Regions from separate parts of the Homo sapiens genome. Here all the other regions are linked to region 1. Evidence: chromatin loops called from intact Hi-C (ENCODE). Cell type or tissue: psoas muscle. All regions are shown on one strand. Region 1 has its middle 38 kb from the start of SH3D19. Region 2 has its middle 9.7 kb from the start of SNORD73A. Region 3 overlaps FHIP1A (FHF complex subunit HOOK interacting protein 1A). Region 4 overlaps FHIP1A (FHF complex subunit HOOK interacting protein 1A).

Evidence for each region. A loop is a pair of places that touch in the nucleus more often than their neighbours do. Peaks named below come from ENCODE experiments on the same cell type or tissue, not always from the same donor. Only the 100,000 strongest peaks of a DNase experiment are listed, where the experiment ranks them.
Region 2: it touches region 1 in a loop (4-fold over the local background); 86 of 110 quality-filtered maps call a loop at or near these places.
Region 3: a loop joins it to region 1, with 2.4 times the contacts of the local background. A loop is called at or near these places in 36 of 110 quality-filtered maps.
Region 4: a loop joins it to region 1, with 2.0 times the contacts of the local background. A loop is called at or near these places in 2 of 110 quality-filtered maps.

The regions. Positions count from the first base shown.
Region 1 is chr4:151,359,642-151,367,641 of GRCh38, reverse strand. No RefSeq gene overlaps it. Among named protein-coding and RNA genes, the nearest start is that of SH3D19, 38 kb to the right of the region's middle. In psoas muscle, a CTCF peak has its summit at 4,765; a DNase peak (open chromatin) is centred at 4,761; H3K27ac peaks cover 243 bases.
Region 2 is chr4:151,109,491-151,117,490 of GRCh38, reverse strand. No RefSeq gene overlaps it. Among named protein-coding and RNA genes, the nearest start is that of SNORD73A, 9.7 kb to the right of the region's middle. In psoas muscle, no CTCF peak of the experiment used is centred here; no DNase peak of the experiment used is centred here.
Region 3 is chr4:151,608,359-151,616,358 of GRCh38, reverse strand. The region is part of intron 7 of FHIP1A (FHF complex subunit HOOK interacting protein 1A); the gene reads right to left. Among named protein-coding and RNA genes, the nearest start is that of GATB, 150 kb to the left of the region's middle. In psoas muscle, a CTCF peak has its summit at 3,590 (motif pointing right); no DNase peak of the experiment used is centred here.
Region 4 is chr4:151,451,154-151,459,153 of GRCh38, reverse strand. FHIP1A (FHF complex subunit HOOK interacting protein 1A) reads right to left here. Exons shown (of 14, transcript NM_001109977.3): 2 at 4,346-4,453. Among named protein-coding and RNA genes, the nearest start is that of FHIP1A, 46 kb to the right of the region's middle. In psoas muscle, a CTCF peak has its summit at 3,731; no DNase peak of the experiment used is centred here; H3K4me3 peaks cover 443 bases; H3K27ac peaks cover 4,714 bases.

The DNA.
Region 1 (8,000 bases):
AATGAGGTGGTCTTGAAGAATTGGTTGCGGCTGGGTGAAGTGGCTCACGCCTGTAATCCTAGCAGTTTGGGTGGCTGAGGTGGATGGATCGCTTGAGGTCAGGAGTTCAAGACCAGCCTGGCCAACATGGTGAAACCTCATCTCTACTAAAAGTATAAAAAAAAAATAGTCGGGCATGCTGGCACATGCCTGTAATCCCAGTTACTCAGGAGGCTGAGGCAGGAGAATCATTTGAACCTGGGGAGTGGAGGTTGCTGTGAGCCGAGATCACACCACTGCAATCCAGCCTGGGTGACAGAGCGAGACTCCATCTCAAAACAAAAAAAAAAATTGGTTGGATGTTTTGTTTTGTTTGTCTGATTGGTTGGTTGGTTGTTACTCTGCCATACAGTGGCAGAATAAGGAAATCCGTATCTCTGGAAAAAGAAATTGTTCCCATTGGCTTAATTTTTACCTTCAGGCTGTCTTATGTTTACACTTCTTCCTATTTATATGCTACATTATTATATCTATCATGGATGAAAAAAGTTTTAAGAAACAGTTTACTAAACTATTTACTAAGTTATTACCAATTATTTTTTAAAATCATCTGAACAGAATTCAATGCTCTAAAAGCACTTACTGCAATTCCTGCCATCTTTTTTTGAAAACTTACAATTGTTTTATCATTTATAAAATCTTTGAATTTGATATATTTCAGTGTGCAGTAGGGCATATTCAAGTCAAACCATGATAAGAGATACAGTTTAACATTTGCAGCTTTCAGTGGGTATTTTAACTTTTGTCCTTAATGTTCATTAATTACTACAATTTTTGCTACCTTTCCTTTCACCTAAACATTTCCTAAAGTTCTAGATAAAGTCAAGATGTTAAGAGAAAGCCTTCTCTAATATAAACTTTTAAAATAGCCCTATCCAGGTTATTTGTATTTAATGACTCATTAAACTAGACATTTTAACTTATTGAATATAATTGATAAACCAAAATTAAGCATTTCGTATACTGTTTCTCCAGCTTTCATTAGTCAGCCTCTTCTAAATATTATGTGAAAGTAGGAACACATTGTAAGCCTAAAGTATATATAAAGCTTTTATACAACATGGAAAACACAACAAAAATAATATTTAATAATTGCATAGAGCTTTACAGTTTAGTGTTTTCAGAGTAAATAATGAGGACCTGTCAGAAATTCTCAAAATAATTACTAAATTCTTTGCTGTTCAAAGCTATGTAGCATTTTCCAAATGTATATTTATAATTTTTGAGCGATAAAAAAATTTTTCTATGAAAATACAGAAACATATAAAGCACTTCTGTTTCCACACAACATGGAATAACAAAAACCAGATTTATTGTCTTTCCTGAAGCAGCCAAAAAAGGAAAAAGACCAAACATAAGAAAGCATAGTTTTCAAGGCAACAGACATCAGGCAATGTAGAAGAATGAGGTCTGGAAGATAGGACACAAGCGAGGGGAGCCTTATTACTATTAAGAAAATTAAATGTGTAGTTAAAAACCTTCCCACAAAGAAAACTCCAGGGCCAGATGGCTTTACTGGTGAATTCTAGCAAACATTTGAGAAAAAAATTCTACCAATTATCAACAAATTTTCCTAAAAATTTAAAGGGAGCAATACTTTTCAGTTCACTCAAGGCCAGCATTTCCCTGATACCAAAACCAAAGGTGTTACAAGAAAACTATAGACTAATTATCTTCCATTAACGAGATCTAAAATTCTAAACAAAATCTCCCAATATAGAAAAAGAATAATATGTCATGACCAAATGGAATTTATCCCAGGAATGAAAAGTTGGCTTAAAATTAGAAAATGAATCAATATGGAGCTGGAAGCCATTATAATAATAATAATAATTATTATTTTTGAGATGGAGTATCGCTCTGTCACCCAGGCTGGAGTGCAATGGTGCGATCTCAGTGCGCAATGGTGCAATCTCAGCTCACTGCAACCTCCACCTCCTAGGTTCAAGTGATTCTCTCACTTCAGCCTCCTGAGTAGCTGGGATTACAGGTGTGCACCACCACGCCCAGCTAATTTTTGTATTTTTAGTAGAGATGGGGTTTCACCATGTCAGCCAGGCTAGTCTCAAACTCTGGACCTCAAGTGATCCACCCACCTCAGCCCCCAAAAGTGCTGGGATTACAGGCATGAGCCACCGCGCCCGGCCTGGAAGCCATTATTCTAAGTGAAGTAAATCAGGAATGGAAAACCAAATACTGTATATTTTCACTTCTAAGTGGGAACTAAGCTATGGATGTGCAAAGTCACACAGAGTGGTATAATGGAGACTCAGAATGGGGGAGAGTGGGAAGGGATAGGTGATGAAAAGCTACATATACATCCATTTTCTCAACAAGCTAAGGAATTCATCAACCTGATAAAGGGCATCCATAAAAACCTACACCTAATACTTAATTGTGAAAGATTTAATGGGTTACCCCTAAAATCAGGAGCAAGTCAAGGATGTACACTACTTGGGACTGGTATGCTGAAATCTCAAACTTCACCACTATACACTTCATCTATGTAACCAGAAGCCTCTTGCACTCCAAAAGCTATTGGAATTAAGATACATATGTATTTTGTGTGTGCGTGTGTGTGTGTGTATGTGTGTGTATATATATATATATATAGTAAATCAATATAATTCATCATCTTTTTTTTTTTTTTTTTTTTTTGAGACGGAGTCTCACTTTGTCGCCCAGGCTGGAGTGCAGTGGTGCGATCTCGGCTCACTGCAAGCTCTGCCTCCTGGGTTCACGCCATTCTCCTGCCTCAGCCTCCTGAGTAGCTGGGACTACAGGCGCCCGCCACTGCGCCCGGCTAATTTTTTGTATTTTTTAGTAGAGACGGGGTTTCACTGTGTTAGCCAGGATGGTCTCGATCTCCTGATCTCGTGATCTGCCCACCTCAGCCTCCCAAAGTGCTGGGATTACAGGCGTGAACCACCGCGCCTGGCCTATAATTCATCATCTTAACAAACTGAAAAAGAAAACCACAAGATCATCTCAATAGATGCAGAAAAGGCATTTGACAAAAATCCAACATCCATTTTCTCAACAAGCTAAGGAATTCATCAACCTGATAAAGGGCATCCATAAAAACCTACGCCTAATACTTAATTGTGAAGGATTTAATGGGTTACCACCATGCCTGGCTAAGTTTTATATTTTTAGTAGAGACAGAGTTTCACCATGTTGGCCAGACTGGTCTCGAACTCCTGACCTCAAGTGATCCACCAGCCTCAGCTTCCCAAAGTGCTGGGATTACAGGCATGAGCCACTGCGCCTGGCCAATTTTTAAGAATAAGTCAATTATCCCCAAATTGATTTCTAGTTTCAATGACATCCCAGTCCAAATTTGGTTTTGTTTTTGTATTTTCTTAGAAACAGGCTGACCTCAAACTCCTGAGCCAAGAGATCCTCCTGCCTCAACCTCCCAAGTAGCTAGGACTACAGGTGCACACAATGGCACCCGGCTAAAATTTCACAGATTTTTTGTGTAGAAACTGATAAGGTGATTCTAAAACTCATATGGAAATATAAAAGAACTAGAATAGCCAAAACAACTTTGGAAAATAAGAACAAAGTTGAATGACTAACCCTACCATGTTTCAAGACTTATCATAATGCTATGATATTCCAAAAGATAGTACTGAGGAGGGGTAAATTGCAGCACCCTTTCACTTGACAAATGGATGAAATGTCTTTAATCCAACAATTCAGTTCTAACAATTAATGCTAAGAAAATAATCAAAGAGACGCAAAAGCAAATGGATATTAGTCTCATTCTTACCAGCTAAAAACTAGGAAATAAAAGAGATATTTAACAATAGGAGATTGGCTGAATAAGTTATAGTTCACACTTATATTAAAATAAGTATTCAGCCCAGTCATAAAAAATCATGTACTTAATGACATGGGAAAAGTTCAGGATATATAGTTATATGAATTTAGCAAGTCACAAAACAATAGGTTTCTATTTTGTTACAAATATCTGTTCTGCGGAAACAAGAGGACCACTTGAGGCCAGGAATTTGAGACCAGCCGGGGAGCAAAGCAAGACTCTCATCTCTATAAAAGTAAAATAAAAATAATTAGCAAGTTGTGGTGGCAGGCGCCCCTAGTCCTAGATACTTGGGAGACTGAGACAGGAGGATCATTTGAGCCCAGGAGTTCGAGACCAGCTTGGGCAACATAGAGAGACCCTGTCTCAAGCAAGCAAGCAAGCAAGCAGTCTGGGATCTCACTGCATATTGTTCGGATTTTGCTTTTTTTTTTTTTTTCACTTTTTTCTCTTTATCATTTTCTCTATCTTTAAATAATCTGCAAAACAGATTTTTTTTTAATGGAGGCATTGTATTTCTTTGATAAACATACCACAGGTCATTTAGTCAGCCTCTGATCATTGGACCTTTTCATTATTTCCCTTTTTTTTTTTTTTTTTTTACAAGGAAAGCCCACTGTTTACTGAGATGGGGGGCATGTAGCAAGTCCTGTAGGGATGGATCATTGTTTTACAAACATGTTTGTACTCCGCATGAATTTATGCTAGACTTGATAGATGTGGGGATAGATGATAGAGGAAGGAAGTGTGGAGGTGTAGAAATGGGGCTAATGTGTTCCACCTAGTTCAAGGAGAGCCCTATTATTTGCTGCTTTGGGGAGGGATTCCCTGTAACCCCGCCCCTCAACTATTCTGCTTTCCGCTTCCCACTGTCTGCTGAGCTGCACTGCTACCCTGTGGCCGAGTGGTGGCACTGCAGCCCAAGAACGCCAAATCATAGTGGCCTTATGGAAGCCATTTGGGTTCATTTCTTGACTGATTTTTTTAAACCCAACTTAAAACTGTAATATTTTTCTTCAATCCACAAATAGAAATGTACATGCGCAAAAATGACTGAATGTGTGAGAATTCTGTCTGGAATTAACGCTCCTTTAGAGCCCTGAGTATTTAAATAAAGATAAACATACCATTCAAGTCCCGGGCTCTTTCCCCAGCTTCAGCCCTGCTCACCTTGCCCTTAGGTACTATCCTCTAGCCATAACTGAAGCAAGTCTTCAAATAGGCCGGCTTTCTTGCTTACTGGACTTTAACCATGCTCAGCACACCCAATACCCCCTCTCTCTGCCTGACTTATTTTATTTTATTTTGAGACTGAGTCTCGCTCTGTCGCCCAGGCTGGAGTGTAGTGACGCCATCTCGGCTCGCCTGGCCAATTTTTTTGTATTTTTAATAGAGATGGGTTTTCACCGTGTTAGCCAGGATGGTCTCGATATCCTGACCTCGTGATCCGCCCGCCTTGGCCTCCCAAAGTGCCGTGATTACAGGCGTGAGCCACCGCGTCCGGCCCTGACTTCTAAATTTCACTTAAGACTTAGACTTATTTGGATTCTTTAAGATGGGGTTAGCTGTGCCTTCCATGTGCTCACCAAATTCCAGTCATTCCGGGAAACTCACCTCTTTCCCCTGCTGGATTGGAGGGTCCTTGAGCACATGACTCCTCCTCACTTTGTCCATCACTTTTCTTATCTTGTCGACAGTAAGTCCCAAACCGGAAGTAGGAATCTAGTATGTTCAAAGGAGGAAAACACAGGAACACGGATAGTATAGTATATTCTCTCATTTCAGTTCCATTATATTCAGTTCTGCCAATATTTATGGGATGCCTACTCCGTGACAGTCCTCACTGATAGCATTGGAGGTGAAAAGAGAGAGGAGAGAAGATATGGAATGAGAAACTGATAACTCTGCTACTCATTTTGCACAATTTGTTGTTCCTTTCAAAATGTACTGCATGGACAAAGTTTGGGGTATCCACTGGACCCCACTTGAGAGGTTAGGCTCAGTCATCCATATATTTTTGAAACCTTTTCTGGCTACCCACATGACTCTGATATACAGCCAACATTGAGAACATTTGCCCCAGAGTAGCCAATTAACTGTAGGAAACTCTTGAGACCCAAAGTCTTAAAGAAATAGTTCTGACAGTGAGAATTTCAGGTAAGTTGGTGAACACCGTTTGAGGATAGTAATTTTGGAGATCTACGGTTTTGCCTGCCCAGCATCCATTCTTCTTTCTTCTACTGGAAGCACCTTAATTTTCTTTCTGAAGACCATTCCTTCCCCACTTTAAGTCCTTGAAATTGAGGTAGGGCTTTGTCTCATCTCCCCCGCTCCCCCCACCCCCAACACACACACACACACACACATACACGCACACACACATACACACACACTCAGCCCATCTGAACTCTGCATTTGCTCTTTTCCAGCTAGAATTGTGCTTGAATTCAGTCACATCTGAACCTTTAGACTGAACTTCAACTCTTAGTCTGTTCAATTATTGAGCAATCAATCCCCCTGCTACTATTTTTCCTAAATGAGTTTGAGGTGGGTCTTGTCATTTGCAACCAAAACATTTCTAACTAGCAGAAATTTAGGAGACTTTCAAATGGGATAAGCAACTCCATATTCTGTCTTCTTAGAGAAAGGGGATAGATTAATTGATGTGTCCTAGTATTTTGTTTCTTGTTCTATAATAAAAATTTCCTTCATTGTTCTTAGCAGGGCTTTAAGTTTATTAAACATAAAAAGCCCATTTCTTTGGTCTAGTTTAGCCCTGTTTAATTTATCTGTTTGGAGCATGGATTTTTAAAAGCTGCCCACACATATAAAATGGAGATAATGAGATTTATTTCACTGAGCTGTTGAAGGTAAAATGAAATAACATATGTGAAATCATTTCATGCTATATAAATGTTGGGTATTATTACTATGGGTATCATCATAATTGTCATCATCTTTCATTTTCTGTCACAAAGTTCCCGGATAGTTATTTATTGTTAGTATTGATAGTTGTACAAATGCAAAACTGTAGTTGAGTAACTAAATGATCAAAACAGGAAATGTGATTCCTTTTAGGTTATAATCATCCCAGGAATGTAATAAAAGATCAGTTCAAATAATGTATTCTAAGGTACTTTAAAAACCAAAAGGCTATATGACTATAAGGCACTCTTATCTCAGTCCTGCAGGTCACTGAATCTTTGATGTTCATTTGCATATATGTTTTATTTCAGAGCCTATTAATATCATATACTTTTTATTTATTTTTAAAACAAAAAACCCACAGACTGCCTTATAGAGTGCAGTTTTATACAATGAATGGCTTTCTCTTGGTTTTCATTCTCTTCAGCCTCTCTGACAACCCACTCCTTGAAATTCTTTCCTCCCTTAGATTCAGTGACACTACATTCTCCTTCTTCTTGACCTTTCAACTACTTTTGACTCCCTTCCCCTCCCAGCTCCTAACTCTCTGGGTGCCCCTGCTAAGGCTCTGATTTCTCTCGCTATTCAGCTCCTGGAGAATTCATCCAGCCTCATCTATCCTGCATCAGTCCATAGTTCCATCTTCTTAGTATTTATTTCAGTGTGTATGTCCTGCCATGAGCTCACTTTCAGTATCTTTTAAAAATTCATAATTTCTGCTACTGTAGTTTGGCTGCCTTTACAAGTGCCCTATTTCAGTTGGTGGCAACCCTACTGTTCCTTCCTGCCCTCCTTATTGCTTCCCTCTTTTCCAACCCTCCTTTTGCAGGTGGCAAGCACTTCCGTACCTGCAGGTTCACTCTTCTCTGCTCTCCCAAGACCTCTACATTAGCCCAGGCCCTCATTTTCTCACTGGCCATCCTCATAGCTGGTCTCTTTAGCTCTCAATTCACCCCATTCCTGTCTGTCCTGTGGACTTCAGCCAAATCAATTTCCTAAAATGCCTCTTTGTGAGCTCCATAAGAGCAAGAACTGTACACTGGTCATCTTGGTGCCCTTAGCAACTGGCACAGTGCCCAGCACATATTATAGCCCTTGAATGACTGTCATTCCCTTATTCGAGAGAGTTGCTTCTGTGTGTGTGTGTGTGCGCGTGTGTGTGTGTCTGTGTGTGATCAATTTCAGACTTTCTAGCTTGACTAGCTCCATG
Region 2 (8,000 bases), 250 kb after region 1:
AGTTCAACTTGCAGAGGTTAAATGATTTGCCTAAAGTCACAGTTACTTGCAGAGCCTAAAGTAAAACCTATCTCTGCGGATTTCCAATCCAGTTCTTTTTCCGTTTATTATGGCAAAGTGATAACATTTTTTTTAGCAGTTAAACAAGAAGAATTGATCCGTTTCATTGGCCTGTAGTGGTTGTAGCCTCTAATACTTAACGATTAGAAAGAATTACACAGTATGTATTAAAGCCTTGAAGTTTTATCCTTCAGGAAGAAAAGTCCTGTCAGCTTCTTGGTTTTATGTGGACAATTTATATTGATGTTACCTAGAAACTGAAACATGAATGGATCCACTAATGTGGATTCCTTTTTCTCTTTAATAGAAAATATTCAAAAATTTAGAACATCAGATCTTGTACAGCTGTATCTTGTAGGGCTGTGCCCTTGGCAACAGTAGAGCAATCATAAATCTAGATTTTCATTAAAATATAACACAAAACACTGTTATTAGTATTTTGGAGTATAATAGATTAACCAAAGCACTGTTAAGCTGATAGATTTATATTTCAGAGTCTGAGACATATTCTGATTTTTTTAAAGGAATTCTAATTATATGTATACCATGGATTATTTATCTTCAAGTACTGTAAATTAGGCAATAATTAAATGAAATATTTGGTTGTCTATGTTTCACAAAAATTAACTAACAATACCAAAATATTGGCCTCTGGCTGAGCACTATGACTCACGCCTGTAATCTCAGCACTTTGGGAGGCCAAGGCGGGTGGATAACCTGAGGTCAGGAGTTCAAAACCAGCCTGGCCAACATGGTGAAACCCTGTCTCTACTAAAAATACAAAAATTAGCCAGGCTATGGTGGCGTGGGCCTGTAATCCCAGCTACTGGGTGAGGCAGGAGAATTGCGCAAACCTGGGAAATGGAGGTTGCAGTGAGCTGAGATTATGCCACTGCACTGCAGTCTGGGCAACAGAGAGTGACACCATCTCAAAAAAAAAATGTGTGTGTGTGTATATATACATATATGTATATATGTGTATGTGTATATGTATGTGTGTATACATGTATGTGTGTATGAATGTATACGCATATGTATATGTGTGTACACGTGTGTATATATACATATGTATGTGTATGCATAGTATATACATACATGTGTATATATACATATGTATGTATATGCATAGTGTATACATACATATGTATGTATATGCAGTGTATACATACATATGTATACATACGTATGTGTATATGTATATATACGTATACATGTATACATGCATGCATTTATACATATGTATGCACATATATACATATACACATATGTGTATACACATACACACACTTTAAATATATACATACATATACACATACGTATGTATGCGTGTATGTATATACATATACACATACATATATACATATACGTATACACAAATGTATATGTGGTAATATACACATATATACTTACATATACATGCACATATACACATATATATACATACACATATATACGTGTATATACATATATGTATCAAAAAAATAATAATAGGGCCGGGATGGATGTTATACACTTCTAGGAGCTGACACCTGCAATAATTTTTCTGCCTTGACTTCTTTTTTTTTTTTTTTTTCTGAGACGTAGTTTTGCCCTTGCTGCCCAGGCTGGAGTCCAATGGTGCGATCTTGGCTCACTGCAACCTCTGCCCCCAGGTTCCAGCAATTCTCGTGCCTCAGCCTCCGAAGTAGCTAGGATTAGAGGTGCCCGCCACCACGCTTTGCTAGTTTTTTGTATCTGTATTTTTATTTTTGAGATGGAGTTTCGCTCGTCAACCCAGGCTGGAGTGCAATGGTGTGATTTTGGCTCACCGCAACCTCTGCCTCCTGGGTTGAAGCAATTCTCCTGCCTCAGCCTCCCAAGTAGCTGGGATTACAGGTGCCCACCACCATGCCCAGCTAATTTTTATATTTTTAGTAAAGACAGGATTTCACCATGTTGGTCAGGCTGGTCTCAAACTCATGACCTCAGGTGATCCACCCGCCTTGGCCTCCCAAAGTGCTGGGATTATAGGCATGAGCCACCGTGCCCAGCCAATTTTTTGTATTTTTAGTAGACATGGAGTTTCGCCACTTTGGCCAGGCTGGTCTTGAACTCCTGTCCTCAGGTGATCCACCCGCCTCACCCTCCCAAAGTACTGGGATTACAGGTGTGAGCCACCGCACCCAGCCCTACTTTGACTTCTTAAATGATCTTAGCAAATGGAAACTCATTACCCTTCATAGCTGTCACACTTGCATTGCCTATCACAGCGTTACGTCAGAGAATTAATGACTCATTAAATTGGTATGACTGGATATTTAAAGATACTAAAGATTATTACTGAAATTTGGAGCTGTGTTAATAGGATTTTGGTTACATTTCTTTTTAAGAAATCATTTCAGAGATACATGATGAAATATTTACATTTGATAAGTTAAATTTGCTTCAAATAATTGAGGAGGAGAAATTGTCAGGAACTGTGCAGTGTTTGACATTTTACCCAACTTGTAAGCTAAACATTTAGCCTGGCATGGTTTCATGGATGTTAGCAGAAGACATGAGACTTCTGGGACAGGAGCAAAACACTTCATGATAGCAAAAGTGAGAACCAGAGTTTCGTGTTCTTATGTGTCAGTTTCCCATACCCCACCAAATCCCGAGGAGGTGATGCAAAGGGCCCATTATACAGTGAGTTGTGTGACAGGAGAGGAACACTGAGATCCACCACTTTTATAGCAAATGGAAGCAAGCTTGCTTTTTTTCCTGGGGGAGACGTTACCTCATCCTTCAAGGTTGCTCACAAGGGTGCAAACACAGCCCTGAGAAGTGGCCAGGGTAAAGAACAGTCAAGGGATTGTATTCTTGGCATACTCAGCAAGAATGTGCAGAGACACTTAGGGTATACAGCACATTGCCTCTGTCACTATTCACTCCTCAGCCTGACACATTCTTGGCCAAACTTAAATTTTTACACAAGTGTGCTACTCTGACAACCACTTCGATTAAGCTAACCAACAGAAGCCAGAACCAAATCCACTCAGTTTGTCTCACATGACGTTTAATTAAGTCTATTATCAAGACTCAAAGCAGCAGATGAAGCCAACCTGCAGTATTGATCTCAGTCTTACTCTCCAGGGTCCCAGACAGCTTACTGTGAATAATCTCAGGGAGTACCAGTAGGTCTGATTTTAGGCAGCCATGAGGTATTCTAGGGCCAGGGTATTTTATTCATTAAGACCTGTACAGAGTTTAAACTGATCTGTTAATCTCTGGTGTCGCTGCAATAATTAGACAATTGATGGGCCAGAAAGCGACCTCTGTCCTTAATGGGGAGACATCTCATGACCCATTTTTCTCCTACCCATTTTTCCCCTATATACCAAAATATAACCCCAAAGGACACAAGTCACTTTGGTTCAGGACTCGTTGCTAAACCTGATTTGTATCATCACATTGGTTAAGTCACAGGGGCAGTGTCACCAAATAGCTGCAGCTTCGGTTGCCATATACGGTATTACCCAAGACCACTCAGGCGTCAAAAGCATATGATCAGTCAGATTGAATCAAGGTTGTGTTGGTCCTGATGTCTGTATACATTCGAATTTGGGTGCTGTTGTTGATGGTATCAGGCACAGCAGAACAGTGCAGGACTGACCATGTTTATGAGAGATTTTCGTTTTCATAGCACATTTCATGGTGGTCTGGACAAGCCCAGCAGCAGGTCAGACTGTTAGCTGCAGCTGCCACTTGATTCAGGTAGTGGTTTTGAATCAAGGGCAGTGGTTCCAGCTGGGGGCAGTTTTGCCCTCCAGGGGACATTTGGCAATGTCTGAGCCATTTTTATTTGTCACAACTAGAGGGAAGGTGCTACTGGCATCTAGTGGGTAGAGGCCAGTGTAACTGCTAAACAACGAATTATCTGGCCTAAAATATTAATAGTGCCAAGGTTGAGAAACTGACCTAGGGAACAAATTGTGCATTAATTATTTCCCTTCCAGCTAGGCATGGTGGTTCACACCTGTAATCCCAGCACTCTGGGAGGCTGAGGCAGAAGGATCGCTTGAGCCAGGAGTTTTAAGACCAGCCTGGGTCTTAATATGACACATTAGTTTCAAGAGCTGTAATTGTATGGTCAAAGTCAGTTGGTCAGACCGAAACAGCAACGTCATAGCCTAAGAAGGTCTTAACAGCAGTCAGCCCCTCCGCCATGAGTTGCCCTAACAGGAGGTCAAATGGCCAGTGTAGTCAGTCAGTTAGGAGCAAGCGGGCCCATGTCCTGTATAGTATGGCCTTATTTACCTCCAGACAAATGGGATAACTTTAGCAGGGGTCACCAAGACTGGCATGCATGAGAAAGAGTTCTTTACTGGGTGCCTAGTCCGCCATGGTGGATGTGTTGCCATTGTGAGGACAATCCAGGTGATGCTGGCTTCATCAGCAGCTTGATTCCACTAGGTGTTATCAGTCACAGGTGTTATCAGCCCTTAACTGTAGTCATCTACATGAATGACCCAGATGTTCTGGTTGGCAGCCACAATTTATTTTCATAGTTTATAGCCTTAAAAGAGATGTCTTTAGTCTGCCTTTCAACTGGCAGACCAGATGTCTAGGCCATTAGTAACAGCCCAAGTCAGCAAAAACTAGTGTGGTGGCTCACACCTGTAATCTCAACTTTGGGAGGCTGAGGCAGGAGAATCACTTGAGTACAAGAGTTCAAGACCAGCCTGGGCAACATAGCGAGATGCCCATCTCTACAAAAATTTTAAAAAGCAGGTCATGGGGACACACACCTGTAGCCCCAGCTACTCAGGAGATTGAGGTAGGAGGATCCCTGAGTCCAGGAGGTTGAGACTGCAGTGAGCTGTGATCACACCACTGCACTCCAACCTGGGCAACAGCACAAGACCCTAACTCTAAAAATAATAATTTTTAAAATAGGGCAAGGTTAATCAAAAGCAGTATTGGCTATGAGAACTGAGTTCCGCCCACTGAGCAGGGACTTCATTCACTTTAGTTGCATGGCTAGCACTGAGGTTGGATTGCAACAGCAACACAATGGATACTACCAGCTTTCCATTCTGCAGAGCCATCAGTGAATCAGGCCCAATCATTTAGGAGACTTAGGTGAAGTAAGGACCCCATTGACCCAACAGGTGCAAGTACGCTTCACGCAGTGGAGTGCTAGATAAAGTTTTCCAGGAGTTTCTACCACCACTTCATGAAAAACCAAGATGATCCTAAGGCTGCTACATCCCAGAACACACTGTTTTTTATCAGCAAGGCTTGTTTAGTGAGGCATGCGGTCTCCAATACCCAAAGCCCTCCAATAAGCCTAGAAGCAGCAAAAGGTTAAAGAGATAGCAGTTTGTCCTTGACTGCCAGAGGGATTAAGCACTGTGAATCCATCCACACAGTCCCAAGAAACTACTTGGTGAACAGGCTCCTGAATTGTTTTGGAGTTTTATCAAACACTCCTGTTGGTGGAGGTGTGATGAAACCACAGTCAAGGTATGAGATTGAGAATTCTGAGTTGTCAAACAACTGGACAGCATCCTCGCTCTCATGTGAAAACTGTGGCCGTCAGAGTAGAAACACTTGTGTTTAAATACTGACACACACACACACACACACACACACGGCAAATGGCAGAGGAGTTTGTTCCATTAACACTTTTCTAAATACAGCAGTGCCCTGAATGGGAGAACCTCCTCTGAATACATGAAGTGCACAAGCATGTACACATCAGTCTCACATTTAGCAGTGCAAAATAGAACGCTGAATTGGCCCAGAGGGACTCACACACTTAAATATAAAAATATTTTTGCCTGGGCGCGGTGGCTCAAGCCTGTAATCCCAGCACTTTGGGAGGCCGAGGTGGGTGGGTCATCTGAGGTCAGGAGTTCAAGACCAGCCTGACCAACAATGGAGAAACCCTGTCTCCACTAAAAATACAAAATTAGCCAGGCATGGTGGCACATGCCTATAATCCCAGCTACTGGGGAGGCTGAGAAAGGAGAATCACTTGAACCTGGGAGGCAGAAGTTGCGGTGAGCCGAGATTGTGCCATTGCACTCCAGCCTAGGCAACAAGAATGAAACTCCCGTCTCAAATATATATATATATATTTTTATAAATTTAAAAAACCTTTTTCTCCACTGCAAGTTTTGCCCAAACCCTGTCAGTTGAATTTGGATGCTTTATTTCCTTATTTACAGTAGCACTGGCAAACTTTTCTCTGTGAAAAGCCAGATAAATAGTTTTGGCCTTGTGGGCCAAGAAGCAAAAGTGGGATGTAGGCATATAACAAGAGGAAACAAATCTCCACAAAATTATTAATGAAGTTCAAACTATCATGATAATAATTGAGTACTTTTCTGTAATACAGATCTACTAATGAGGAAAAAAATGGAATTTTTTTCTTTTGGGATGGGGAATAACATTTCATTAAATTAGAGCTTAGTGATTCCCATTATAAAAATGAGTTGCAAATTTTCATCTGTGAACAGTGACTTGTAATGAGATTTTATGTATTTCTTTTTTTTTTTTTTTTGAGACGGAGTCTCACTCTGTTGCCCAGGCTGGAGTGCAGTGGCGCAGTCTTGGCTCACTGTAACCTCCACCCACTGCAACCTCTGCCTCCCAGGTTCAAGCGATTCTCCTGCCTCAGCCTCCCAAGTAGCTGGGATTACAGGAGCATGCCATCACGCCTGACTAATTTTTGTATTTTTAGTAGAGACGGGATTTCACCATGTTGGCCAGGCTGGTCTTGAACTTCTGACCTCAAGTGATCCACCTGCCTTGGCCTCCCAAAGTGGTGGGATTACAGGCATGAGCCACAGTGCCTGGCCTGTATTTCATTTTTGAAGATGTCTTTTCACAGGTAAAATGTGTGGCACTCAAAATGTTTGAGCGTGGTATCGCTGCAGTTTGCAGTGTGCACCGCAGTGTGAAGTGATGAGTGCACCACCTCAGTGTGAACTGCACCTGCACCACTGCAGTTGTAGTGTAAAAAGCAGCAAGTGGGCCAGGGGCTGTGGCTCATGCCTGTAATTCAGCACTTTGGGAGGCTGGGGCAATAGGATCCTTTTGAGTCCAGGAGTTTAAGGCCAGCCTGGGCAACATAGTGAGACCCCATCTCTATTTAAAAACAGATTAAAAATGTTTTGAAGCAGAAACACAATATTTAAAGATAAATGAGTATGATCATGTTCCAATACGACTTGATTTGTGGATATTTATGTTTATTTTGAATTTCATATAATTTTTACACGTAGTAAAATATTTTTTCAAATCTATAAAAATAGAAAAAACATTCTCAGCTTGCAGACTATACAAAAATGGAAACTGGCCAGATTTACCATAGGCAGCAATTTGCCAACTCAGCCTGGACTAAGGATTATATCACATGGATGGTTAGCAATTATAACTGCAGCTGCTTTTAAGATCATAGGTGAAGAAGTCCCTGATACAGAAAATCAGAGCAAGGACACAGAATGCTAAAAACTGAAATTTAGGAAAACTTTACCTGCAAAAGATTTTTTTTTTTTTTTTTTGAGACAGATTCTGGCTCTGTCTCCCAGGCTGGAGTGCAGTGGCACAATCTCGGCTCACTGCAAACTCCTCCTCCAGGGTTCAAGTGATTCTCCTGCCTCAGCCTCCCAAGTAGCTGGGATTACAGGCCCACGCCACCAAGCCCGGCTAATTTTTGTAGTTTTAGTAGAGACAGGGTTTTGCCACGTTGACCAGGCTGGTCTGGAACTCCTGACCTCAAGTGATCTGCCCAGCTTGGCCTCCCAAAGTGCTGGGATTACCAGCCTGGCCAACATGGTGAAACCCCATCTCTAATAAAAATAACAAAATTAGTTGGGCATCGCGGCACACGCCTGTAATCCCAGCCTCTCAGGAGGCTGGGGCAGGAGAATCGCTTGAACCTGGGAGGCAGAGGTTGCAGTGGGCTGAGA
Region 3 (8,000 bases), 250 kb before region 1:
TTAAATATTGGGAATGTTTGCCCACAGGAGTAAACCCTATTCTCTGGCAACAGTTTTACTGGTAATAAAGATGGTGTTTTGATCTTCCATCTGCCTCATTTTTTGTATTTCTCAACTTGTCACAACTCAGATGGGGAGGAGAGCCCTTTATACCTCAATTAAACTATACTGACTTTTCTGAAACTGCAGTACAGATCCTCAGCCGTACAAATTCAGTTTCCACTGATTCACATAAATGCTTTATACTCTAGACTGAGTGCTTCAATGAAATGGAACTGTATTCTAGACACTGCCAACTGATGGCAAATGACAGAAGGGACACCAAGACAAACTCATGGCAACACACGGGCAATCCTAACAGAGAACCCTGCACAGGAAATTCTAAATTGTAGTTGGGTCCCTACCACCCTCCTGTCACCCATTCTGGCATCTCCTCTTCCCAACTTCCCAATAATCTAAACTTTCCTTTTCTGGGTGTCCAAACTCCACACCAAACCATGACACCAGGTGTGACTTATGGCCAAAGTAATCCCCAAATTATATTTTCCCCTCTCCTCTACTAACCCCCTGTCCACACTGTTTACATAAAAAATCTGTATTGTAAGCCCTCTGAGTTAAACAGCAGGATGTACACAAAATGAGTAATCAGTGAAATGAACTATTCTAGAGAGTGACTGCATTTTAAAGGATTAATATGTGATGAGACTCTAAATTATAACAGGTTGACTATGTGAGGATGAAAATTCTGAGTATACCCTTCCCAGATGAGCCTCTGTCAACACCCCCTTGCCATCCCCACCAAAGGCTAAGTGGACATACAGGCCATTATCATCAATTACTACCACTATTAATAGTAGTTCCAGAAATAGCTACCATTTATGAAGTACCAGCTCTGTGCCAAATATTGTATTAGATGTTTTACATGTATTATACAAATTAATTCACCTTGATAGAGTAAAATGGTAGGTAGGTATTAGGATTCTCATCTTACAGCTAAGAAAAGTGAGGCTCAAACTTTTGCCCTAGAAGCACACAGTAAGTGGCAGAAGCCAGACACAAACCTAAGTCTACCTGATAATAAATTTCATGGTTTTTACAAGAATTCTAACAATTTCCTGGCATTTTTGTCCCCTGCCCTCTGAAAACACAGCAGAAATCCTTTGAAATTGAATATCTGTATCAACCATTTGGAACACGTCGTCAAAGACACTGTCTCCCATTGTAAGAGTTCAATTGATGGCGTTTTAGAGGATTTATAACCACTCCCTGCCCTTTTACCTCCCTGCCATCCTTCTGCCAACCAATTCAGCTACATTTGTCAGAAGAAAGCTGTTCCCAGTGACAGATCAGGACTTTACTGCAGAAAACAGCTTCTGCAGAGAACTCACAGAGCACCCTACTCCTGGAAACCACAGAAAGAGGTGAAATTCATTATTAAAATGATAAGAGGGGGAAAAAAGCTTTATGTGAAAGACTCCCACTTTCCTACTGTCACTGGGACAAGGGCCAACAATATAGAATCAATGCTCTCAGATGCGTACAATTATGACAATACATTAAGCTGCCACTCAGAGAAGCATTAACTTCTGGCCCTTACCGCTCCTGGCAATCCCTGAAAGTACTCACATTCCTCAAACCTGGGTCATATACAGGGACTGACTCCACCAGCACCTCTGAGAGATGTAAAAATGGAGTCATTTAGACACAATAATAACTTCATTACTCTAATCACAAAACAGTGCAATTCCTGCTCCCTGGGCCCCAGGAGAATACTGGTTATCAAATATGGATCTCCAATATTCAAATAATTTAAAAGCCAGAAAATATACACCAGACTGCCAAACTTGATTTGAAATTCAAGGTTCACAAAACTTTTTTTTTTTTTTTTTTGAGACAGAGTCTCACACCGTGGCTCAGACTGGAGTACAGTGGCGTGATCACCGCTTACTGTAGCCTCGAGGTCCCAGGGTCAAGCAAATCTCTCACGTCAGCCTCCCGAGTAGCTGGGACTACAGGTGCATGCCACCACACCTGGGTGATTTTTGTATCTTTTGTAGAGACAGGGTTTCATCATGTTGCCCAGGATGGTCTTAAACTCCTTGGCTCAAGCAATCCTCCTGCCTCGGCCTCCCAAAGTGCTGGGATTAGAGGCATGAGCCAGCATGCCTGGCCTTATAAAACTTTTTTTTTTTTTTTGAGATGGAGTCTTGCTCTGTCACCCAGGCTAGAGTGCAATGGCACAATCTCAGCTCACGGCAACCTCCACCTCCTACGTTCAAGTGATTCTCGTGCCTCATCCTCCCGAGTAGCTCAGACTACAGGCGTGCGCCACCACACCCAGCTAAGTTTTGTATTTTTAGTAGGGACAGGGTTTCACCATATTAGCCAGGCTGGTCTCAAACTCCTGACCTCAGGTGATCCACCCACCTCAGCCTCCCAAAGTGCTGGGATTACAAGCATGAGCCACCGCATCCAGCCTGCAAAACATTTTTAAGAATATCTTGTGGCAGTGGTTCTCAACCCAAGTTCCATGTTAGAATCACCTGGGGAGTTAGTTAAAAATACCCATGCTCATGCCCTATCCTGATCCAGTTAAATAATTATCTCCAGGTCTAGTGCCAGGCATCCCTTGTTGCTTCTGATGTGCACCAGGCTGTGGACCACCATCACAAAGCCTCCTGGTCATTATGACCATCAAGTACAACTACACTACACAGGTGCTAAGGTGCCACTTAAGATATTTCACTGATGGAGTAACAAAAGCTTTTTTTTGTAACCTAGTTTTTTGCTGAGCAGTACTCTGTAAATATAAAGATGACCAATCACACTCTTCAAAGAAAATTCAAGCCCAGGAGGTTAACGGGCATTTCAGATCACAGGGCAATGTCAGTGATGACAGCCCTCGGCCTGCACTGCCCATTCAGTCATCAAGTTATCCCGCTTGACAGATATTGTCTTCTACCACCTGCCACATGAGATAAATATTTTCCAGAGCATGTAAAAAGATTTAAAATCTCCATTGAAGGAAAACAAAGGAGTAATTTGAAAGCTTCTAAAACTTCATTATCCATTGGATAGTAGAATGCTGTACATTCTTGAATAAGTTAATTGTCCAAATGAGCACTAGCGGGTTTCCCAGGAATAATAGGATTTGACTAATTCCCAACTAGGATGGAAAGACCCATTACAGAAGAGCCAGTGTTTTAAATTAACGAGTACAAGAATCCAAGCACTGGTTGAAAAACCAAGATTGTAATACAGCAGTGGTTCTCAGCCCTGGTTCTATGTTAGAATCACCTGGAGAGTTACCTAAAAATACCCATGCTCATGCCTTTCCTGATCCAGTTAAATCAGTTAAATCCAGTTACCCACTTTGTGACCTGCCTTCCACCACTAAAAAGAAGCACGGTCAGTAAGGTGTCGCGTCTCTAGCACTATGAAATACAAAGTGACCCTAACTTCATTCTGTGCTGCTACTGCCACTCTCATGATAAAAAGGATTCCATGTGAGAATGTGCAGATTCATTAAATAAAAATATTGTTCCTTTCTTCTTTTTAAAGTAAGGCCACCCAAAATTTAAGCCTGAGAGCCTCTTCTTAGATCCACTAGATGGCACAAGCTCTCTTTTTCCAGCAGACTTAACAGGAGGAAAGGACATTTAAAAATTAATATGGGAGACTGAGTGCGGTGGCTCACGCCTGTAATCCCAACACTTTGGGAGGCCGAGATGGGCATATCATTTGAGGTGAGGAGTTTGAGACCAGCCTGGTCAACAAGGTGAAACCTCATTTCTACTAAAAACACAAAAAGTTAGCCAGGCGTAGTGGTGCACACTTGTAATCTCAGCTACTTGGGAGGCTGAGGCAGGAGAATTGCATGAAGCCGGAAGGCGGAGGTTGCAGTGAGCAGAGATTGTGCCACTGCAATCCAGCCTGAGCAACGGAGCGAGACTCCATCTCAAAACAAAAACAAAAACAAAAACATATGGGTACCCCCAAGCAGCCCATGCATTGCACAGGATCCTTGAGAGGAAGGGGAGTTGCTGTCTCAGAAATCTTTCTACTTTGCAATTAACAAAAACACAATAAAAATTTTCCTAAATTCTTCTTTGGGAGCTCAGGAGTTAAACCTAGGCCATGAAAGGAATAATGAAACTAAGATTTACTTCCAAGGTGCCTAATGGAAAGAGATGATACTGAAGCCTGGAGATCTGGAGATCTGGGTTAGGTCCAAGCTTGACATGATGTGAGCATAAGCAAGTCACTTAACCTCTCTGGTCCTCAATGCCTTTGTCTGAAAAATGAGGAACTGGAACTAGATAATCTCTGGAATTATGTCTAGTACTAAAGTTCTACAAATGTACATAATCATTTTTCTATCTCCAATTTAATCTCTCCACTTAGATTTGGCAAGAATCTTAAACACAAAGGAAATGTTTCATGAAATCAATCCATCTAATCTGTGAAGTTTTTAAAACTGAGATGTTATTAATTCATTTAGAGAAAAACTGATATATTATTAATTCATTTACTGAAAAACACTTATACATAGAACACCTACTGGTGCCAAGCATTGGGCTAACACTGTGTCAGGCAAAAAGGACATAGAGACAGATGAGTGCCTCACCTTTGCTCCTCCATGAAACTGAAATGGATTCTAATTTCAGACAAACAGAATGCTATCTTCAAAGAAAAAAACTAGATGGTTAAAATCTACTAGTTGTATTAAAGCATTTAACATAAATATAAATATTACACATGCTTAGTCAGAAAGTTTGATGTCTTGATAAATAACCATAGCAATGATATATTGCCAATTATTTTACCTCGATATCTCATAAGCAACTCAAATGAAAAACAGTACAGAAAAGTTTGACGCCCTTATACAATTTCATTTCTACATATAGAGAGCACATTTCAAACATCATTCTTGGAGCCATCATTCATTCTTCAGAAATATTTTTTGGTTCATTTTTCATAAAATATCTATATCTTCCTTTAAATTTCTCCAGCAGTATCTGTCTCAACTCTGGTTCTCTTTTGGACTTCCACGACATTTAAGAGTTACTAACATAGAGCACCTACTGGGTACCAAGCAACAGCCATCTCTAGCCAATCCTAAACACCACCACCCACCCCTGTGCAAGTGCCTCATTTTTCTCCCACTCCATGCCACCTCACAATGCTAGCTAAACATCAGTTCATCAACCTAACCTGACCACTACAGTTCTCATTAGTTTTCTCTCTCATAGCTACATACACACACACACACATACATACACACACACAGGCTCCTACCTAGTTACCATATCTACATTCACATGTTCATTTATTCAAGAGATGTCATAATACCTATTACATACTTGGCAATGTACTATAAATTCTGCTATATATTATAACATTTGTTCAATGAACAAATGAATAAAGAAATGTGTATGGTTCCCTACTCTCATGGTGTTTACCACCTGGTATGAGAGGTACAACATAACAAATCTATAATGATCATACCAGGTAATCTTCAAGTCCCACTTGGGTGATGCCAGCAAACTCTAGAGAAGTGAAGAGTTATTGTCTATGCCTGCACTGATCAGGAAGAATCTGGGAGGTGGCATGCAGTCTGGACATTGGAGGATGAGAAGATTTGGATAAATGTAGTTGGAATAGATGCTAAATATAGTTGGCATCTCAAGTGGAAGAAAGGCATAAGCATGGGCATTTAACTAGAAGGCTGGAATCACACTCAGGGTATAGCAAATGGCCCAGAATAGCTGGAGAAGTGAGTCTACAGAGAAGGAGGTAGAAGGAGCTTTGGGATTAGCCTAGGAAAAGATTCAAATGGTTGGGTTCTACCAAGTCTACACCTCTGAGTTATTTCTCCTAATAAACCTGATTTCTACAATTCTCTACCTGTTTCCTCCTGGCAATATGCCAAATTTGATAAATTACAGTGGAAAGATGATATACACAGAGCCTCTTCTTAGATCCACTAGATGGTGGCATTATGGGGTGGCATGGAGTGGGAACAAAAGAGCTGTTTAGTCATCTAAATCTATTATTTTCCCAACAAGTATGTAACAATAAAAACAAAAACAGTAATAAGAGTTAACTCATACACATTGTTCCAGGCACCATTTTAAAGTATCAACTCATTTACTCTTCACCAGTCCTATAAGGTAAAGCATTATTATTATTGCCCCTATTTTACAAATGAAGAACATGGCTCAGAAAGATTAAGTGCTCTACCAAAGGCACAGAGCTAGCAAGTGGCAGAGCTGGGAAACCAATCCTGGTAGTCTGACTCTAAAATCCACATCATATTAAATCCTTCACAAAAAACTTACTCACTAGATACCACTACATCTAGGTTCATGTCAATGAATAAATGTGCCTTCCTCTTTGCTCTCTATTTTAAGTTTACTTACTTAAGACAGCATTTTTATTTATTTTAGTTTTTTGGGGTTTTTTGTTTTTTTTTGGCACAGCATTAGATACAGCATTAAAGTGATGGGGTGCCTCAAGATACTATGAAGTTGGCTGTAGGCCAAGGTGATATAGATCCTACGGCCAATTAGTTCACTACTTGTTGTGTGATTATGCAAAATGAGAGGAAAGATCTGGTCTTCCAGTCACATAACAATATGCCCAGGTATCAGCTGAACACATGCCACGTGCCTTACAGGGAGCCTCCTTGTCTACAAAACATTCAAAGACACAGTGCTTAACTACACTGGAAACTCAGCACAAGACTTCAGATAGTAATTACAGATATTCTTTAAAAAAAAAGAAGCAAATGTTCCAATTGCTTCTATTATATTTCCACATTCTCAGAGGCTTTCCACCATAAACATTTGTCATTTCTTTATGTTCTACAGTTGGTCCACAGTATAGCTCTGGGATAAATAATGGATTCTTGTAGGTTTTTCTACATGTGGATGAAGAGAAAGCATATTTGTATATAGATCTAAATGTCTGGGTACATCATCTTTCCACTTAATAACCTAGAAAATGGGAAGTGAAAAAAAGTAATAATGGTTATACTCAGCTGAAGAAAATCTTCCCATCACATCTTTATTATGTAACTTCAAATTATAAGGAGCACTCTTTTCCCTCCTGCCCATAGCACCAAGGCATTTGGCAGGACTGGGTCAGAGGTAGAACAGTGGTATCTTATAGTATTCTGTGATATACATGACATCACTGAGTGGCCAGTATTGCAATCCCAAGCTGATAACATTTCCATTCGAAAAAAGTTTTATGGTATCGAAATCACTGTCCACATATCTTAATAGCACCACACAGGAGAGCAGGGTTGATTTCATAGTAATAAATAATGACACTTGGCCAGCATCCTGAACAATGGGAGGTACCCCGCTCAATCAAACACTACTCACACATTAGAGGCCGAAACACATTCTTGGAACCCCTAATATTTAAGAACCCAACAATCTCCTTTCACTACTCGCCTTTAGATACTACTACTAAGTCTTAAGTTATATGAAATATTTTGAGATTCCTTATCTCCAGTTTAATACCTTGCTCATTTGGAAAAGGCTTCACCAAAGTGCTTTTATCTGACATCATCTGATGTCCACCACAGTCTTGGGAGGCTGACAAGGTGGGGATTACCATAGAAGACAAAACTGAATCCTTAACTGGGTTAAGACCCTTGACAGCACACATAACTAGAACCCCTGTCTTCTGAATCCTAGTTCAGCGAAGGAGCATTAATAGCAGAAGTGCCGGCACAAGGGCATAGATCAGTGCTCCTCCAAGTGTGGTCACTGGAGCACCTGGGTGCCGGCTCATGTGCAAATTCCTGGGCCTCAACCCTACCTATTAAAGCAGAATCTCCGGAACCCAGGAGTTTGCAATGAAGAAGTTCCCCAGTAACTAGCTGCACATTCAAGTTTGAGAACATGTGACACTGAGAATTAGAATAAATAGGAAAACAATTATATAAGCAACTGAGTTGATACCACATTCTGAGAGAAATAAGAGAA
Region 4 (8,000 bases), 92 kb before region 1:
TGTGAGGTTTATGCAAGCAGCCCTCTCACAGAGGCCACTGTGTTTCCCAGGGTTTATGTTCACATGCAGCTGGTCATACGAACAGATTGGCTTTACTTTTCATTTCCTTGTGTTAAAGTCACTTAGAGAAGGTTTGAGAACTACAAGGTATAACAAGTCACTTGTTCGTTTAAAGGTGCTATGTTAACAGCAAATATTTTGGTGGTGCTGGTTGGTTCAATAACCAAGAGTTTGTGAGGATACTTTCTCTATGACCCTTTTTCTGCTAAATATTACAGGAAATGCCAGTGATCCTGATAGAGATCCACTATGCCCAAGAAAAGCGACTCTGTGGTGTGTGAGTAGGAGCCGACTAAGATAAGCCAAACAAAAGACAGTCCCTTGCGCCCAGACTAAAACCCCATTCAGTTTTAAAGTGTACTGCAACAAGAAGCCCTGGATTAAATGTCAACCCCATACATTTTAGTTATTTATTCTACAGTTCTAGATATTCCCAAATACACAGTTAAGGACAGCCAGGGTACAAAATATTCCAGTAGACCTTACTCAAATCTGCCAAAACCTACATTAAAAGCTCCTACTAAACTTCCATTTAGTCTGATTTTCCCCTCCTATATGCTGCACAGACACCCCCACCCCCAAACCCACACACATCTTCTGCACCTCACAGGAACTATTACTTTCTTTACCCTCTACCAAAGAAATCACTTCCCAAAGTACCTGGTGAAGACTTTCCTAGAGCCTGTTCACACCACAGCAGACCTGGCTAGGCTGTTTCCTCCTCCTTATAGGACCAAGAACACTGCCCCTTTTTCCAGGCCTGGCTTCTTCCCCCAAGGCCACAAAACTGGTTGGTGCCAACACTCTGAGTAGCTTAACCACTGACTATTTTCTTCCAAGTGCAATTCAAAGTTCTGTGGCCTAAAAGCAAAACACATCACAGAGCTCATGATTCTGAGTTAGACAAACCTGGCTTTCACTCTGCTACTTATGACCTCTGCGACATGGGCAAAGAACCTCTCTAAGCCTCAGTTTCATCTCTAAGGTGGGGATAATAATAACATTTACCTTTACTGTGAAGACAGAATAAGATAGCACATGTGCCTGGCACATAGTAAGTGCTCAATAAATGTTAGCTATTTTTTACAATCATTATCATTACATGACTACTCTACTACCATTATCACTACAGGGACCATAAACTGGTAGGCTTCAAGCCAAATCTGGATTTCCTGTTTGGCCATCAAAATATATTTCTGTTTTTGTTTTATTTTAATTACCTTTGGAGATAGAAGTATTTTCCAGTCTGTCATAGTTCTTACCATTCCTCCCTAGAAACTTATATTCATATTATACTACCTGCCTGGCCTCTGAGTTTGTGATCCCCACCCCTCCAAAAAAGGTCTCAGAGATACCTAAAAAAGGGGCGGAAGGGGAGTTAAATCAAAGACATTATAGAACTAGGGCAGCCAGACAGTATACTAAAAAACACCTTTTTTAAAAACACAGAAAGGAGCCACTAATTTCCAAAAAGGTTAAGATTTCTCAATCAGTCAAAAGACATATATGTGACAGGTGGAGGGAAAAGGAATAAACTCTACTTTGCAGTTTTACAGTCAGTAATAAGTTCTGGAACATGGAGAATTTGTGAGGTTCTTCTAAAACACAAAACCCCTCTCTCCCTTTCCTGGTAGGGCACAACACGGATAGACCAAATAGAATAATTTCAGATTCAGAAAGCACACTTCCAGGGCCAGGGCTCTTCCCTACATGCAGAAGGCCACTGCTCAGGCAATTTCCTGTTCCAAATGCACCTGTCAGTGGTCAAGGGCTTAAATTCACCTAATAGCTTCACACATATCAGAAACTTTAAGTTGTCTGACATTTCATATTTTTCTATTCTTACTTAGCCCACACAGGTTTTCCATTAATGATAAAAGGACATAACTAATAATTCAGAAACACATACCTTCTTAACATACATCATTTATGGGGAAAAAAACTGTTAAAATTACCAAAAAAGCCCCACTACAAGACCATATTTACCTATTACAGAGATTTATTGATATGAGAAAACTAAACAACTATAACTCTCTAATTTATTAGAAAATCTCCTTCTGTCATTCCCAGAAGTCTATCCATTGAAAAGATCCTCTTTAAAATAATGTCATTAGCTTTCAAATACTCTAAAATAATCACAATAATACTGTAAAATAAAAACAAATAGGTTTTTTTCAAGCTATACAAAAATTTTTTGAAATAACTGCAAAGTAAAAGGTAGACAGGGCCAAAATTATTGTCACAATAACCAATACAACAATCTCATATGAATCCAACTCATTATTTTTATGGAATCTGTTTACCCTCTGCTCTGGGAATCCAATGTAAATGCAATCAAAATCATTTACATTGAAAAAAAAGTAAGGGCATAACAATAGTTATTTCTAAGTGGCCAGATTATAGATGATTTATTTTTCTTTTGTGTGTTATGTGTATGTTTTCTAAGTCTTCTGCTCTATAAAAGTTATACTTTCATTATGAGATTTTAAATGTTTATATATTTTAACAATACTGTATGTAACCATGATTGGTGGATCAGGGTACATTTCCAAAGTGCCCTTAAGAAGTCCCATAAGGAGTCAGAAGTAAATGTGCAGAAAGTAGCTCTCTACCTGATTTTCCTTATTTGCTTTCCCTTCATTTCATCTTCCGAGAGGTTTAATGCCCAACTCTCCTCACTTGAGTTCCACAGCACTCCAGCTCTGTACCACACAATGAAATCCTTAGTCCTTTCCACCACCCGCTGGCCCTGTCTTTTACTTTGCATTTATTTTGAAAAAATTTTGTAAACCTTGAAAAAAGCCCATTTGTTTTCATTTTAGAGTACTGAAAGCTGATGTTATTTTAAAAAGAACCTTTTCAATGGATAGACTTTCGGGAATGACAGAAGGTGATGGAGATTTTCTAATAAATTAGAGAGTTATGGTTGTTTAATTTTATCATGTCAATAAATCTCTGTAATAGGTAAATATCTTTACAGTCCTACAGTGGGTTTTTTTTGGTGCCTTAACAGCTTTTTTTTCCATAGATGATGTATGTTAAGAAGGTATGTGTTTCTGAATTATCAGTTATGTCCTTTTATCACTAATGGAAAACCTGTGTGGGCAAAGTTAGAACAGGAAAATATTAAATTTTTCTATTCTGTTCTCTAGGGCTCAGTGCTTCCATCTAATATTCCAGACTGCTTTCAACAGGAACTGTGTTTTATATGTTTTATATACTTCCACAGAGTTTAATGTAGCTCTCAACAAACAGCAGACTCCTGGTATCTATTTGTTAAACATAAATGAAACAACTAATCAATCAATTAATTAACAGTAAAGTAAACCCAGCTCTCTGCCTCTTTGCCTTCAGAAGCAGTGCTATATTCTGTGTAATAACAAAGACTGAAATGTGGTCCCACTGACCAAGATCAGGACCACTGATGGAAGGCTTTCAGAAAATACCCACAGCACTGAAGGAAGAAGTGGCATCTCCCTGAACCGGCTCTGAACTTCCAAAATATGAGGAAAAGACCTGGGGGGTGGGCCACACCTCAAGAAAGTAATGAAATTGACTCCTAGTCCTTCCATGGTTCCTTTGGAAAGGCATGCAGTGCTAGCTCTAGACTCCTAATCCAGCCTCACTATTACAAAGAGAATTAAACCAGCAAACAGTAGGAGGCAGGAGTAGCTGATCCCTGCTGAGGGATGACCTGCCCTCCTTTAATGACAGCAGTGGTTATCTCAGTTTACAAAGCCTATAAAGCATTGGCAAGGTTTTTAGAGTTCTTACACAAGGTGCTATTATTACAGTGACACTGAAGACTGGCTAACAATAGAGGAAACATCTTTATATTCTTTGGCTTTGATAGCTTTAATTATATTTTCTGTGAATTTTCAAACCAGTAAGTGTACAAACTGCATGAAGAAAAATATAAGTTGTGTGTGTAAAATTAATTTTACTAAGCCTCATGATGCTACTGTTGGTCCTTAACATTGTGAACTTGTAATTGTTAAACTAAGCAGCTTCAGAGTCAAATCATCATCTATACAAATCAGAGTTCAGAATGGCAAAATGTGGGGAAGGGTTCCTGGATTTGCCCTCCCAATAAGATCTGGTATCTCTGTTCCAAACCACAGTGAAGAATGATTTTTGTTTTGCCAGCGTAAGCCACCAAGAATTGCAACTAGGTTATGGGGAAATCCACATAAGGGGCCAAGGAAAATTAACATTAAGCCACATAATCTTTTCCATTTTCACACACAAGCTAAAAGTTAAGGAACGTATTTATAAATATTCCTACCTCAACTTCTTTGACGCTAACCTTCCAGGCAGTTATAACGAAACATTCATAGTCAAACATTGAGTTCTCATGATTTCAAAAATGTCCTTCAACACCCAAGTGTATCACCTGGAAAAAAAAAAAAAAGTCCTTCAGAAAAACACCTGTGCATTTCCCAGACCTTTTGTGTTTTACTATAATCTCTGCTTCGGATTTCTAAGGCCTAATTTGCCTCAACCTTGCTCTGTTTTCTTCATTGGACTGGAAGTTTTAGGGACATGCGTGTTTTAAACAAACACAGCTATAAACACTTAGGAATATAAAAATTTTACATTGAGGGAAAAAGGTAACAAACTTACTAGCCTCTTTAGTTCTGCAAAAGAGCTATTTCAGAGTCTCTGTAGTGGAAAATGCCTGCATTTTGGCATAGCTTGTTCTGTGTCATACAAGCAGACCCAAAGTTACCTATAGGAACAGTCTTTGGCCCAAACAGGGAGGAAAAGAAATGGCTGCCTGTCTTTCACACCAATAACTCCAATGGCTCTTGATGTGCCTCCAATGTGATATGCCTAAATCAATAGGTATATGAATGCCATATCACAACCCTTTAAGAATCAACTCTCTGTCTTAATCCAGTGATAATTAAAAACCCATATTTTAACACTTTTCCATAATAAAATCAAAAGGACATTGTATTATACCTGAAAGCTGTGATGCCCAGTAATATCACTTCTAGGAAATGTATATTATGTACATTCCTATGGGAAAAAATTATGTAAAAAATGTTTATTCATCACAGCATTACCTGTAATAACGAATATTTGGTTTTTAAAAAGTGTCCCATAAGGAAGTGGCTAAATATATTATTATATATTCATAGGATGAAATACTATGAAAAATTATAAATCGTGGTTTTTGGTGTTTTTGTTTTGTTTTGTTTTTGTTTTTGTTTTTGTTTTTGAGATGGAGTTTCGCTCTTGTTGCCCTGGCTAAAGTGCAATGGTGCTATCTCGGCTCACCGCAACCTCCGCCTCCCAGTTCAAAAACCGCCACCTCCGCCTCCCAGTTCAAGCGATTCTCCTGCCTCAGCCTCCCCAGTAGCTGGGATTACAGGTATGCGCCACCACGCATTTGTGTTTTTAGTAGAGACAGGGTTTCTCCATGTTGGTCGAGCTGGTCTCGAACTCCCGACCTCAGGTGATCCGAAATCAGGTTTTTAGAATAAGAATAATATCAACTCAGCATTTATAATATCTCATGCCTGTTCTGAATACTTTACACACATTAATAAGTTTGTTGTATGTGTTACATGAATTTAATGCATACAATAAACTTGTACGGTGAGTATATTATCATTATCTCCATTATTATCCCTATTGTAGATGACAAAATAAGGCACTGAGAGGTTAAATGACTTGTCCAAGATTGCATAGCTAAGTGGCAAAGCTTGTAGAATATTTAATGGTATGGAAAAATGCTTATATCATAATAGCAAATGAAAAATTAAAACTATGGGCCAGGTGCAGTGGCTCATGCCTGTAATCCCAGCATTTTGGGAGGCCAAGGCGGGCGGATCACTTGAGGTCAGGAGATTGAGATCAGCCTGGCCAACATGGTGAAACACTATCTCTACTAAAAATACAAAAATTAGCCAGACATGGTGGAAGGCGCCTGTAATCCAGCTACTCGGGAGGCTGAGACAAGAGAATCGCTTGAACCCAGGAGGTGGAGGTTGCAGTGAGCCGAGATCACGCCACTGTACTCCAGCCTGGGCAACAGAGCAAGACTCCATCTCAAAAAAAAAACAACTATGTCCAGTATAGGCCTAATTTTATAAAATATCAATGTATGTTTGTGTGTGTGTGTGTGTGTGTATGTATATATATATATATACGTTTCAATGTCTGCAGACATAGGAAAAGGTAAATACTAGAAATAAATATGCCAAAATTTAATGGTGGCTACCTCTAGATGATGGCATTACAGTGTTTAATATATACTTTCTCTATATCCAAGATGTTCTAGAATATAAATGTATCTTTTTTTTTTTTTGAGACAGAGTCTCATTCCGTCACCCAGGCTGGAGTACAGTGGCGCCAATCTCTGCTCACTGCAACCTCTGCCTACTGGGTTCAAGCAATTCTCATGCCTCATTTTCCCAAGTAGCTGGGACTACAGGCATGAGCCACCACACCCAGCTAGTTTATATATACATCTATATACATATATAGACAGATACAGATATGGTTATTTATTAATTTATTTTAGTAGAGACAGGGTTTCACCATCTTGGCCAGGCTGCTCTCATACTTTTGGCCTCAACTGATCCGCCCACCTCAGCCTCCCAAAGTGCTGGAATTACAGGTGTGAACCACCATGCCAGCCTGATGTATCACTTTTATAACCAGAAAAATTTACATTTAAAAAACTAAATGCTTAATTAAACTCTGGAGGTAAAGTGTTCATATCTCCTTTCACTAAGGTGTCCATATTTTCCAAGCACGGACATTTTTATCTGCCAGAATACAGAGCACTAAAAACCAGAGCATTTTTCAAATGAGCATTGACAGAAGGTAACATCTTCAAGTTTTACATTTGATAAAATCTCCTTTGAGAACCATGTTAATGAGTCTAATCTACTGATTTTCACAAAGCTTACTAATAACAGAATCCTTGTTGAGGTTTAACTTGAAAAATACATCTAATTGTAGCCAGGCGTGGTGGCTCACGCCTGTAATTCTAACATTTTGGGAGGCCAAGGCAAGAGGATTGCTTGAGCTCCAGAGTTTAAGACCAACCTAGGCAGCGTAAGGAGACCATATCCCTACAAAAAAATTTTAAAAATTAGCTGAGCATGGTGGTGTGTGTGTGGTCCCAGCTACTTGGAAGGCTGAGATGGGAAGATCTCTTGGGCCCAGGAGGTCAAGGCTGTAATGAGCCGTGAGAGTGCCATGGCACTTCAGCCTGGGCAACAGATAGAGCAAAACCCTGTTTCAAAAAAAAAAAGAAAGAAAGAAAAAAAAGAAAGAAAAAGAAAAAAGAAAAACACATGCAACTGAAAAAAAGCACTTTATTATAAAAATGTCATCAAATACTATTTGAAAAAAATTTACTGGAAATAGAGCTTTAAATTCATGTGTCCCCTGCTAATTTCAGAAAATAATCATTCAACCGTGGGTTGGTCAAAGGATCAGTAGGAAGAAATTGACCTCTTATCATCTACTTCTGTAGTTCTTGGTGTGCTTTCATAGTTCAATACACAAAGATATGGGGGAACTAGAACATTTTAGAAAGAAGGAATAGCACAGCAAAGACCCAAAGGCCAGGAAGCACAGATAATTCATTAGATTCTATCTTTCATGTAGAACTGTATTTAAAATGTCTCAGCATTCCTTATACCAAAATGAACTCCTGCTTGCTCAAGATTTGAGTGTTAAAATAAAAGGAATTATAAAAACATTAGAAAACATAGATGATCCAATCACCAGGAACCATAAAAGGCTAATGCATTTGACTAAGTAAAAATGTAAAGCAAAAATAAATAAAGTTGAAAGGTAACCTGGGAAAAATATCTATAGTACATAATGAAAGTTTTATTAACCTAAAAAGAGCATTTAAAAATCAATAAGAAAAAGATGAAAACCCCCAAAAACTATAGGCAAAGGGTACAAATACA